2 separate regions of the Mus musculus genome follow, and region 2 is linked to region 1. Evidence: chromatin loops called from intact Hi-C (ENCODE). Cell type or tissue: gastrocnemius. All regions are shown on one strand.

Region 1 (5,000 bases):
ATAGATGTTAACAGGCATATCTATATTATTGTGCATGTAATAGAAATATGGGATCTGTATAGATTCACAAAAAGGCCCATGATACACTAATGCAGTCAACAAGCAAGTTTGCTAGGCATGGTGGTGCATACTTACAATCCCAGCAATTGAGGGGAAGAGGCAGGAGGATCACTGACTTCAAGGCCAGCCTGGGCTACACATTTAAAAAAAGGAAGTTCAAATCGTTGAAAAATGTAACCACCAGAATGGATGGCAAAGGAAATAAATTACATTATGCATTTTTAAAAAGCCAATATAAATTATTTTACTTACAGATCCTTCTTCCCAAAAACAGAGATGAACAATAGTGGGGAAGTCAGGTTTCTACAAAGAGAATGAAGGATGCTATAGCAATGGAACCATGGTTATATGACAACTAAGTAGACTTGTACACATAAACATGGGTGCATATGCAAAGCTCTACAGAGTATAGCAATTTCTAGGTTTTGATATGGTTAGAGGAAAAATGTTACTTGGTTATAGTTACAATGGACTTGTACTTTTTTCTCTTGGTAACTTTATGAAATCACCAACTCAAAAGATTAAAAAGGATTGGGTATGGTAGTATATAGCACTAGGGAGACAGAGATCGGTGCCCATCTAAATTTGAGGCCAAGACTATACAGTAAGATCTGTATTAAAAAAATAATACTATACAGAGAAACCCTGTCTTGAAAAATCAAAAAAAATATATTAATAATAAAAAAATCCCAAGTTGCTCTGCATCTGTAGACCCAGAAACTCGGGAGACTCGGTCAGGAGGATCAATTCAGTCCATAAGTTCAACAACCTACACAGACCTACTCAAAAAAGTTGTGTGCACAGGTGGTGGTGGTACACACCTTTATTCCAGCACTTAAGAGGCAAGAGGAAGGCAGTTCTCTATGAGTTTGAGGCCAGCCTGGTCTACAGAGTGAGTCTGACAACATCTAGGGCCACACAGAGAAAACCTGTCTTGAAAAACAAACCAACAACATTAAAAAAAAAAACAAAAAACCAAAAACGGTGTTTTTAAACAAACTTTAAAAAAAAATTGCACTGTTTGTATCCATTTAGGAGTTCCAGGCTAAGGTGGGCAATATAGACGAGCTCAAAAAACCAAACAAACAGAAATTTTCCTGTTAACAGTTCTAGTAAACATCTTTACTTCACACGTCCACTCACAGAATCCAAATTCTAAAAGAAAACACTCTTCTTTTGGGAAATGGTCTCATCTATCTCAGGCTGGCCTCAAATTTGCATGGAAGTTGACCTAACACTTCAGATCCTACTTCCACTTACAGAATGCTGTGAAATCAAAGGCAGGCTCTATTCTAGAGCAGTGGTTCTCAACCTCCCTTACACTCTTTAATACAGTTCCTCATGTTGTGGTGACTCCAACCATAACATTATTTTCATTGTTACTTCACAACTGTAATTTTGCTGTTATCATAATACAAATCTCTGATACTCAGCCTCATGAAAGGGTTCTGCAACCACCACAAGGGGTCATGCCCAACAGGTTGAGAATGGCTATCCTAGACAGAAAGTAAGAAAACACCCCTTGTACAACAAAGCTCTAGCCAAGTACCTCAGCCTTAAGACTCATCAGTTTGTAGTTTTACAGCATTTAAATCTAAAAGGTGCAAGGTATGGTGGCACTTGCCTTTAGTCACAGCACTTGGGAGGCAGAGGCCAGTAGATCTCGGAGGTCAAGGCCAGCCTAGCCTATACAGCAAGTTCTATGGCTATATAGTGAGACAAACAAAAAAAAAAAAAACCCCACATTTTACAGAAGGGCAGGGAACCATGCCTGTAATTCCAGTAGCTAGGCACAGGGAGGGCTGCTGCAAGCTTTAGGCCAGAAAAAATAAAAAACAACCCTGAAAATAGACCGATTATGCACATATGGAGCCTCAAACAGTCTCTTTTGGCCTTCTGAGTCTAGGTCTTACTAACTACATCAGCAAAGATTTTCCTGCCTCCACCTCTTAATGTTGGGATTACAGGTGTGAAACAAACGCCTAGGTAGGGTCCCAAGTATTCCGTATGAGACAACTATTAATCAATCATGTTTGCTTTAATAAGATACTGGTCGAAGGGGTCACACTGGTACATAAATTACATTTTCTCAGCTCCAGGACCAAGTAAGGATAGAGCAGTCCGGTATCCATAATCTTGAAGGGTTAGGACCATTTCTTCGAGATGTTGAGATGGTCTAGCTGGTCTGCAATGTATCTATGCTTAGGGAACTTGGAAGTGGCCGCTGCCTTGATGGCTTCAAAAGCCTGGGCCCGTCGCTCCGCGGCGTGGCCGCACTCCTGCTCTGCTGTCATGTAGGGCATGCTGAGCCAGTAGTGGTTCTCGGCCTCCACCTCCAGGCGACGGATCATGCTCTCCTTCGCTTGGAAAGACACGGTACGCGGCCGCCGGTGCTTCCCGATCCACTGCCTGCCCGGAATGCGGCCGCGGAGGAGGACAGCGGTGAGGAACATGGTGCCTCCTGAGGAAATGACACGAAAGCCGCGGTCGCTGAGCCCCGGACCCGGGAAGCGAGCAACCGGCGTGCCAAGCTTGCGCCCACATCCCGCGGCCGAATCCAGAGCACGCTCGGCCTCTCGCCGGAAGTGAGTGGCCGGGAGCCGACTACACTGCAGGATATGGGGGTGGGGGCTCCCCGAAAACCCACCTCGCGTACCAACCGGCCCGGGACACGCTCCCCTCGGCGCTCCGCGTCCCCCGACCGATGCGGCGGCGCGCTGCTTCCGGTCTCTCTGGGGCCCTGATGCTAGAGTTCCGCTCTCGCGAGAGACGCCTTCTGCGCCTGCGCAGGATTCAAATGTGTAGCGCGTTCGTTCGAGGGGACTGGAGGTCAGCAGTCGGCTCGGCGGCCCTCAGCATGAACCCCATCCAGAGTTTCCACTGTAAGCTGCGGGGTCTGGCCACCACGCTGGACAGCGAGACGGCCCGGCTGCTGAGAGCGCTGGACGGCGAGGACAGCGGTGAGTGGGCGCGGGCGGGAGAGTGCGGTTCTCAGCGGGCGGTGTCGTCCAAGGGGCGTAGCTGATCTGTGATGGAAACTGTGCGGACAAATTCTCCTTGTGGCCGCAGGCGAGCGGGTGGTTGGGTGTTTGTTAACAACATCCAGTGGCAACTGTATTAAGACGCACTAAAACCCTGTTTTCTGTACGTGTAAAGTCATTTCGTCTCACTCGAATGGGCCCCTATTGAAGCAAGCATCTGCATTTTCTCCACTAACACTCTATTTGAAGTACAAATACTCGGCACTGCTGTTTTTTTGTTTGTTTTAAGATTTGTTTATATATGTATATGAATGCTCTATTTGCGTGGATGCAGGCACGACAGAAAAGGGCAGCAGATCCCATTATACATGGTCGTGAGCCACCTTGTAGTTGCTGGGAATTGAACTTAGGACCTCCAGAATTGGAGCCAGTATTCTTAGCCACTGAGCCATCTCTCCCGCCTCTTGTTTTATTTTTTAATAATAAAATTAAACATCATTTCTAACTTGTACTAGAGATTTTTTTCTTTTTTCTTTTTTCTTTTTTTTTTTTTTCGAGACAGGGTTTCTCTGTGTAGCCCTGGCTGTCCTGGACCTCACTTTGTAGACCAGGCTGGCCTCGAACTCGGAAATCCGCCTGCCTCTGCCTCCCGAGTGCTGGGATTAAAGGTGTGCGCCACCAAGCCCAGCCTGAGATTTTTTTAAAAAGTTGCAAGGTCACGGAGTGGCGTCCGCCATGAATCCCAACACTCAAGAAGCTGAAGGAGGTAGATTTTTGCGAGTTCCAGGCTAGCACCTGACCAATCAACCAGGCTTAGTGAGACCCTGTCCAAAAAAAAAAAAAAAAAGAAAGAAAGAAAAAAAAGAAAAAAAATCGATGCAAAAGTAGTTCAGATTTTGAGATTATCATAAAATGTCATAAATGTAATCTGTCTCGCACCCAGTAGGTCGAATGTAGTGGCACTTGCCTTTAATCCCAGCACTCTAGAAGGCATAGGCTGGCAGATCTCTGAGTTTGAGGCCAGCTTGATCTACAAATCGAGTTCCAGGACATCCAGGGATATACAGGAAACCCCTGTTTTGAAAAACAGAAACAAAGCAAAAATTGCACCCCGTAGACACAGATTCCTCTTACTTATAACTAACTCTCCATTTGGAAATGTTTTGGAGACTATAAAAGTAACATGTACTGTAGGAAATTTCAAATACAGAAAAGTAAAAAGAGTATATGTATTTTCTATTTAATTCGTAACAGACATCACTTACTGTTGTAGCTTTTTTTTTGTAACTGTTCTTATTTTAGGGAATTAAAATATGCTTTATTTGTTTATGTTGTTGAGCTAATTCGGCATACTATACTAAAGTTCATTAGTATTTCAACTGTATAAAAGTTCTTTTCACCAAGTGTTTGTTAGTCTGTAGTCTCACTAAAACATTACCTCTGCACAAACTTCATTTACTTTTTGTTTATTTGTTTTACAAGAAAATGTTGTAATAATTCTTTAATAAGTAAAAAAAAAAAATACAGGGAGTATTGCCAGCGTCTTCACTTTCAAAACTGTTCTGACTAATTTTATGTCAATTTGGCACAGGCTGGAATGGTCTGAGAGTGGGGAGCCTCAGTTGAGAAAATGCCTTCATAAGGCTGGGCTGCAGACAAGCCTGGAGAGTATCCTCTTAATTAGTGAGTGATGTGGGTGGTGCCATCCCTGGGCTGGTGCCCATGGTTCCATACGTACAGGTTGAGCTCATAAGCTGCACCCTTTTATGGCCTCTGCATCAGTTCCTGCCTGACATCCATTGATGATGAGCAGTGATGTGGAAGTATAAGCCAAATACATACCCTTTCTCCCCAAGTTTCTTTTGATTGTGGTGTTTCATCACAGCAGTGATAACCTAAGACAGTGACTATAGTGTTAAATCACTAAATGAACTTAATACATTATCTTTGAGATAATTT
Region 2 (5,000 bases), 51 kb before region 1:
CCATAATACATCTGAGATTTTAGTTGTATTCATACCTAATGTTAGATAAGCAATAAGATAGTAAATGGTGGATTGCCCTAGGGGTCATAGCATGTACCCAGACCAGTTCAGTCCAGACTGGCTCTTCAGTTATTCTTACTTAGATATATTAGGAATACATTTGAATAGAAACTAAGTTTGTTTAGTTTGAATGTGGGGAGGGTCAGTGATTGCTAGGTGTACTTTTAGGAGAGGAATGCACAGGTGAAGGAACTAGGCTGCAAAGTGCATTATTACAAAATGTTGTACATAACCCAAACCAAGTACACTCCTAGGCTAAATAACCTGGGTTTGCCTGCCTCATTATCCATTTGTTCCAGGAGATTTTTGACTCAGCTCTGTGTGTCATCAGCAGTGATGATGTGAATTCTGATTTGCATAAGAGTTTGTTATTGTATCTGGTCCTTTAGCTCTAACAGTCTAACTAACTTCTCCCTCTTCTGAAATGTGCTCTGAGCCTTAGCTGTAGAGTTGTGTTATGTATTAAAGGACGAGCACTCCATGGTTAGTTCTTCTCTGCATCTTGACCAATTGTGGCTTTCTGTAATTTCCATCTCTTAGATCCATTCATACATCATATACTCTTTTCCTAAATAGGTATGATCACTGTGCATCAGTTAAAAGGAGATTTGTACATGTGTGTGTAGGTCAGAAGTCACTCTTGGCTGTCTTCTCTCAGGAACTGTCCAACTTTGTTTATATTATGTCCTTTCTTCCCATCCAACCATGTCCAGCTGTGTCTACTTATTACACACACACACCCTACCCCATCGCAAATACCACTGATTAGGCTAGGTTGCCTGGCCACCCAGGGATCTGCTGTAACCATAGACTCAGAATTAGACTGCACGTGCTCACCTCCAGCACGCTGATGCTGGGGATTAAGCACATATCCCTGCATATTTGCAGCCAGTGCTTTACCAACTGAATCATCTTCCAGGCTCCAAGAAACTTATGTTGAACACAGTTTTTAGACAGAGGTTGGTAAGGTGTGCTGTAGTCTAATAAAGAGAATAGTCCTGTTTTGCTGTAAGATGAAGGAAAGCACTAAAGAGCTCTGTCAACACACCTGAAGTTTAAAGAGGTCTAAAAATTTTAAGTAATTATATTGTTAAAGGTTTATGAAAATGAAATTAAGATAAATATTCAACCTGAAATCAACTTCATGTGTAAAGTATGTTTATTTTAATTTTTTCTTCTGTTCTAGGTACTATTTCCAGAACAGGAGAGAAAGGTAAGACTCTTCATCTTAACTTCAAGTGGACTTCAGTTGTAGCCGTGTTCTTTTTAGTTAGTAGTGAATAAAGTGTTTTTGTTTTCCTAAAAGGGAATACTTATCTTAAAAGTAATTAAAAGGAGAGAGAACTCTGTTTCTTCCTGGTATACAGTATCTTAAATGGTTAGCATAGCCATGGTTTTGTAAGGCTCCTAGTACTTTACTCTGTGTAAATGCGTGCATTTTTGCCTTGTGTGTTCTTCAGAACTGTCTGTTTCAGCTCCAGTCGCAGTCTTCACTGGGTTGAGGGAGAGCTTTCATAATGCCTAAGTGCTACGAGTGGTTCCATTGTTCATGTGTGTGTTTAAAATAGCACATTACTAGTCACAGATACGTAACCAAATCACCAGACTTGAAATTTGTATTATTAGATCAAGGGAATAAAAGAGTTTATAATGAAGCCGGGTGTGGTGGCGCACGCCTTTAATCTCAGCACTTGGGAGGCAGAGGCAGGCGGGTTTCTGAGTTCGAGGCCAGCCTAGTCTACAAAGTGAGTTCCAGGACAGCCAGGGCTATACAGAGAAACCCTGTCTCAAAAAACCAAAAAAAAAAAAAAAAAAAAAGTTTATAATGGCCAATCAAATAACACCTAGAGGGAAAGATCTTTTCTAAAAAGACTTTCACTAGCATTAAAGAAAACTTTAGGAGTATCATTGAAGTAAACTTTCAAAAATAAATTAGATTTTAACATGCAAAAATCCAGAAGATTTTAAAACAGCTGAACAGTTAACACTTATTAACATTGATTTATTTTATTTTCTCTTTGGTTTTTCAAAACAAGGTTTCTCTGTGTAGTCCTGGCTGTTTTGGAACTTATAGATCTGCCTGCCTCTGCTTTCCCAGTGCTGGGATTACAGGTCAGCACCAGCACCACCCAGCTTAATATTTATTCTTATTACCAGAAATAGTCATGCCTGATTATTTAAAGTTGCTCTTAAGTCTAATTTTCAGCAATAGAAGAACCATAGATTTGGTCTTGGTAGTCCTGTCTTCAACTCATAATTATTTTATGTATGTTGATAGTATAGATACAAAATGCAGAGAATTTCTGAAGATTTTGCTTTGTATATTTTAAGGCCGGGTCTTTTGTATAGTTCAGGCTTCCCAGAACTTGCTTTGTGTCTTGAACTTGAGATCGACCTGCCTTTGCCTTCAAATGGTAACGTTACAGACAAAGCTGAGTCTCCACATGCCAGTGTCATAGGCATATACCATCTGCTCAGCCTTGACATTATTTTTCAAAGTTCTCATATGTATTGATATTCTTGAGGGTTTTTTTTTCTCAATTTATGTATTTATTGTGTATAAGTACACTGTAGCTGTCTTCAGACACACCAGAAGAGGGCGTGAGATCTCATTGCAGACGGTTGTGAGCCTCCATGTGGTTGCTGGGATTTGTGTTCATGGACGGTAGAAATTTCCTAAGGGAAATGTAAAGTAAATGTTAGAACTGTTCAAGATGTGGCTAACCAGTTTATCTTTGAAATTGTTTAGCAAATGCTGTTTCTTCAGGTTTTAAAAATTACAGCATTCCAAATCTAGTCAAATTGTTGGAGACATAGCACAGTGGATCACACTAGAAAAGCCACTGGATTCTTTCCAGTGTCGTTGAGTAAAACTTGGTCACTTGGAGGGACAAAATATAGCTAGTTTCAAATCACTACCACCCTGAGAGTTCTTAGTGTCTGTGTATTGATGTTCTCTTTCTGTAAAAAGTTTCTGTAGGATTTTGAAGTAATCATGCATTTTACTACATGTTAGTCATGTGAAAGGTGAAGTTACTTTGTAGTACATAGTTAATTTTGTTAAAAAATTAACAGTTGAACAGTTTATGTTAGTCTTAGTTGTCAGTAATTAAGTTTAAAGGACTTTGGTGTTATCGTATGCCTTACAGCTGTATAGTTGTGTGTAGATGAAGAATGCTGGCTTGATGTGGGCAGAAGTGAATATGGGGTGAAAGAGAAAGAGAAGGACCCAAATTCATTCCCAAAGAAAACACAATGAAGCAGTGTTTTTTGAGCCCACTGGGTAGACTGAGATTTGGCCTGGCAGGAATGATCAGCACAGAGAAATGCAGCTTGCTGAAGCCCCAGTTTTTAGTATGGATAACAATATTAGTGGAAGTGAAAAGAAAAGAAAGAGCATTTGAAATGTAGAGGAAGCCGTGATTTGTGTTCTATTTTGAATTCAAATCCTAGTTCAGAAGTAGAGATGACTAGTTAAATGCTGGCTGGAAAACTGGAGGAAAACATAATTTCGGTGGAGTGAAGACATAAATGAAGGACTTTAGATTTTTATCAAGCAGTTGTGAATTTCAATTCTGGCCTTAAGATTTCATACAAGTGACATTAAGTAAGAATGAATTTTCTAAGCCTCCTTGTTCACACTCATAAGGTTAGAAAGCAAGCATGTCATCTGCTCAGGCTTTCCATAGGAAAAGGAGCTGAGGCCAGATGTGACTCATGTAACTAGACCCTAGTTACGTAGATACATTGGGGTTTTGCATTTCTTTTTTATTTTTTAAAGATTAATTAGTTAATTAATTTACTTATTTATTATATCTAACTACACTGTAGCTGTCTTCAGATGCACCAGAAGAGGGCGTCAGATCTCATTATGGATGTTTGTGAGCCACCATGTGGTTGCTGGGATTTGAACTCAGGAACTTCAGAAGAGCAGTCGGTGCTCTTACCCACTGAGACATCTCTCCAGCCCAGTGTTTTGCATTTATGAATTTGTCATTTTTAAGTATCTGACTTATTTGAAATGAGGGCTGTAATTGAAGTCTAAGCAAGTGTGAGTACAGAAGAGTGGCCTGTAAAAAGTAAGCTCTGGGGAAGGAGAGGACTTTTGTGGAAGAAATGGCATTTAATCTGACTTTAAAAATGAGTGGAAGTTCAAATTTATCTTCAGAGTGTATATATGGAACACTTCACACCAAAAAGAGTTCATCCCTAGTCCGTGGTTCTCGATTCTTATAAAAGCCAATTCTACTTGTTTCAAATAGAAAGACTATAGAACACAACACAAGGTTAATACCATATCAGCGAGTTGATAGTTGGAGTCCCATGTGTCAAATGTGACCCTAATCTCCTTGGGAAAGATTAGAGCAGAAACTCATGGTAGAAACTTTTTCGTTTCTTATGTTGATTCTAACCTAGACAGAAATTGAGTTATTCAAGTTTCATTATTTTTGGTGATAATAAAAACATTATCTGGGCGTGGTGGCGCACGCCTTTAGTCCCAGCACTGGGGAGGCAGAGGCAGGTGGATTTCTGAGTTCGAGGCCAGCCTGGTCTACAAAGTGAGTTCCAGGACAGCCAGGGAAACCCTGTCTCAAAAAAACCAAACAAAAAAACAAAAACAAAAACAAAAAAAAACCCAAAAAAACAAAAGAACATTTTAACTTTCTATTTCCAATTCCCCCTGGTTCATAGCGATGTGTCCTTTTAAGTAATTTAAAAGTTATTAAAAAATAACATTTAAGTTACAATAATGGCCAGTTATAGGCACACATGTGTTGCACTAACACTCTAGCTGTCCTCACGTAGAAGCAGAGGTAGGAGAGTCATGAATTCCAGGCCACCTTGGACTACATAGTAAGTTCAAGGCCAGCGTGTCAAAAAACTTCAAGAATTCAAACTCAGGGCTGGAGAGATGGCTCAGTGGTTAAGAGCCCTGACTT

What was found. Peaks named below come from ENCODE experiments on the same cell type or tissue, not always from the same donor. Only the 100,000 strongest peaks of a DNase experiment are listed, where the experiment ranks them.
Region 2: a loop joins it to region 1, with 2.3 times the contacts of the local background. A loop is called at or near these places in 4 of 42 quality-filtered maps.

What each region holds. Positions count from the first base shown.
Region 1 is chr14:57,824,030-57,829,029 of GRCm38, reverse strand. It overlaps Ska3 (spindle and kinetochore associated complex subunit 3), which reads left to right and starts at 2,867. Exons shown (of 9, transcript NM_198605.3): 1 at 2,867-3,020. The coding sequence starts at 2,918. Mrpl57 (mitochondrial ribosomal protein L57) reads right to left here and starts at 2,791. Exons shown (of 2, transcript NM_026401.2): 1 at 2,708-2,791; 2 at 285-2,521. The coding sequence starts at 2,513. The coding sequence ends at 2,205. In gastrocnemius, CTCF peaks have their summits at 1,494 and 2,394; DNase peaks (open chromatin) are centred at 2,428 and 2,821; H3K4me3 peaks cover 2,018 bases; H3K27ac peaks cover 1,626 bases.
Region 2 is chr14:57,874,706-57,879,705 of GRCm38, reverse strand. It overlaps Zdhhc20 (zinc finger, DHHC domain containing 20), which reads left to right. Exons shown (of 13, transcript NM_029492.5): 2 at 1,247-1,273. Among named protein-coding and RNA genes, the nearest start is that of Zdhhc20, 13 kb to the left of the region's middle. In gastrocnemius, no CTCF peak of the experiment used is centred here; no DNase peak of the experiment used is centred here.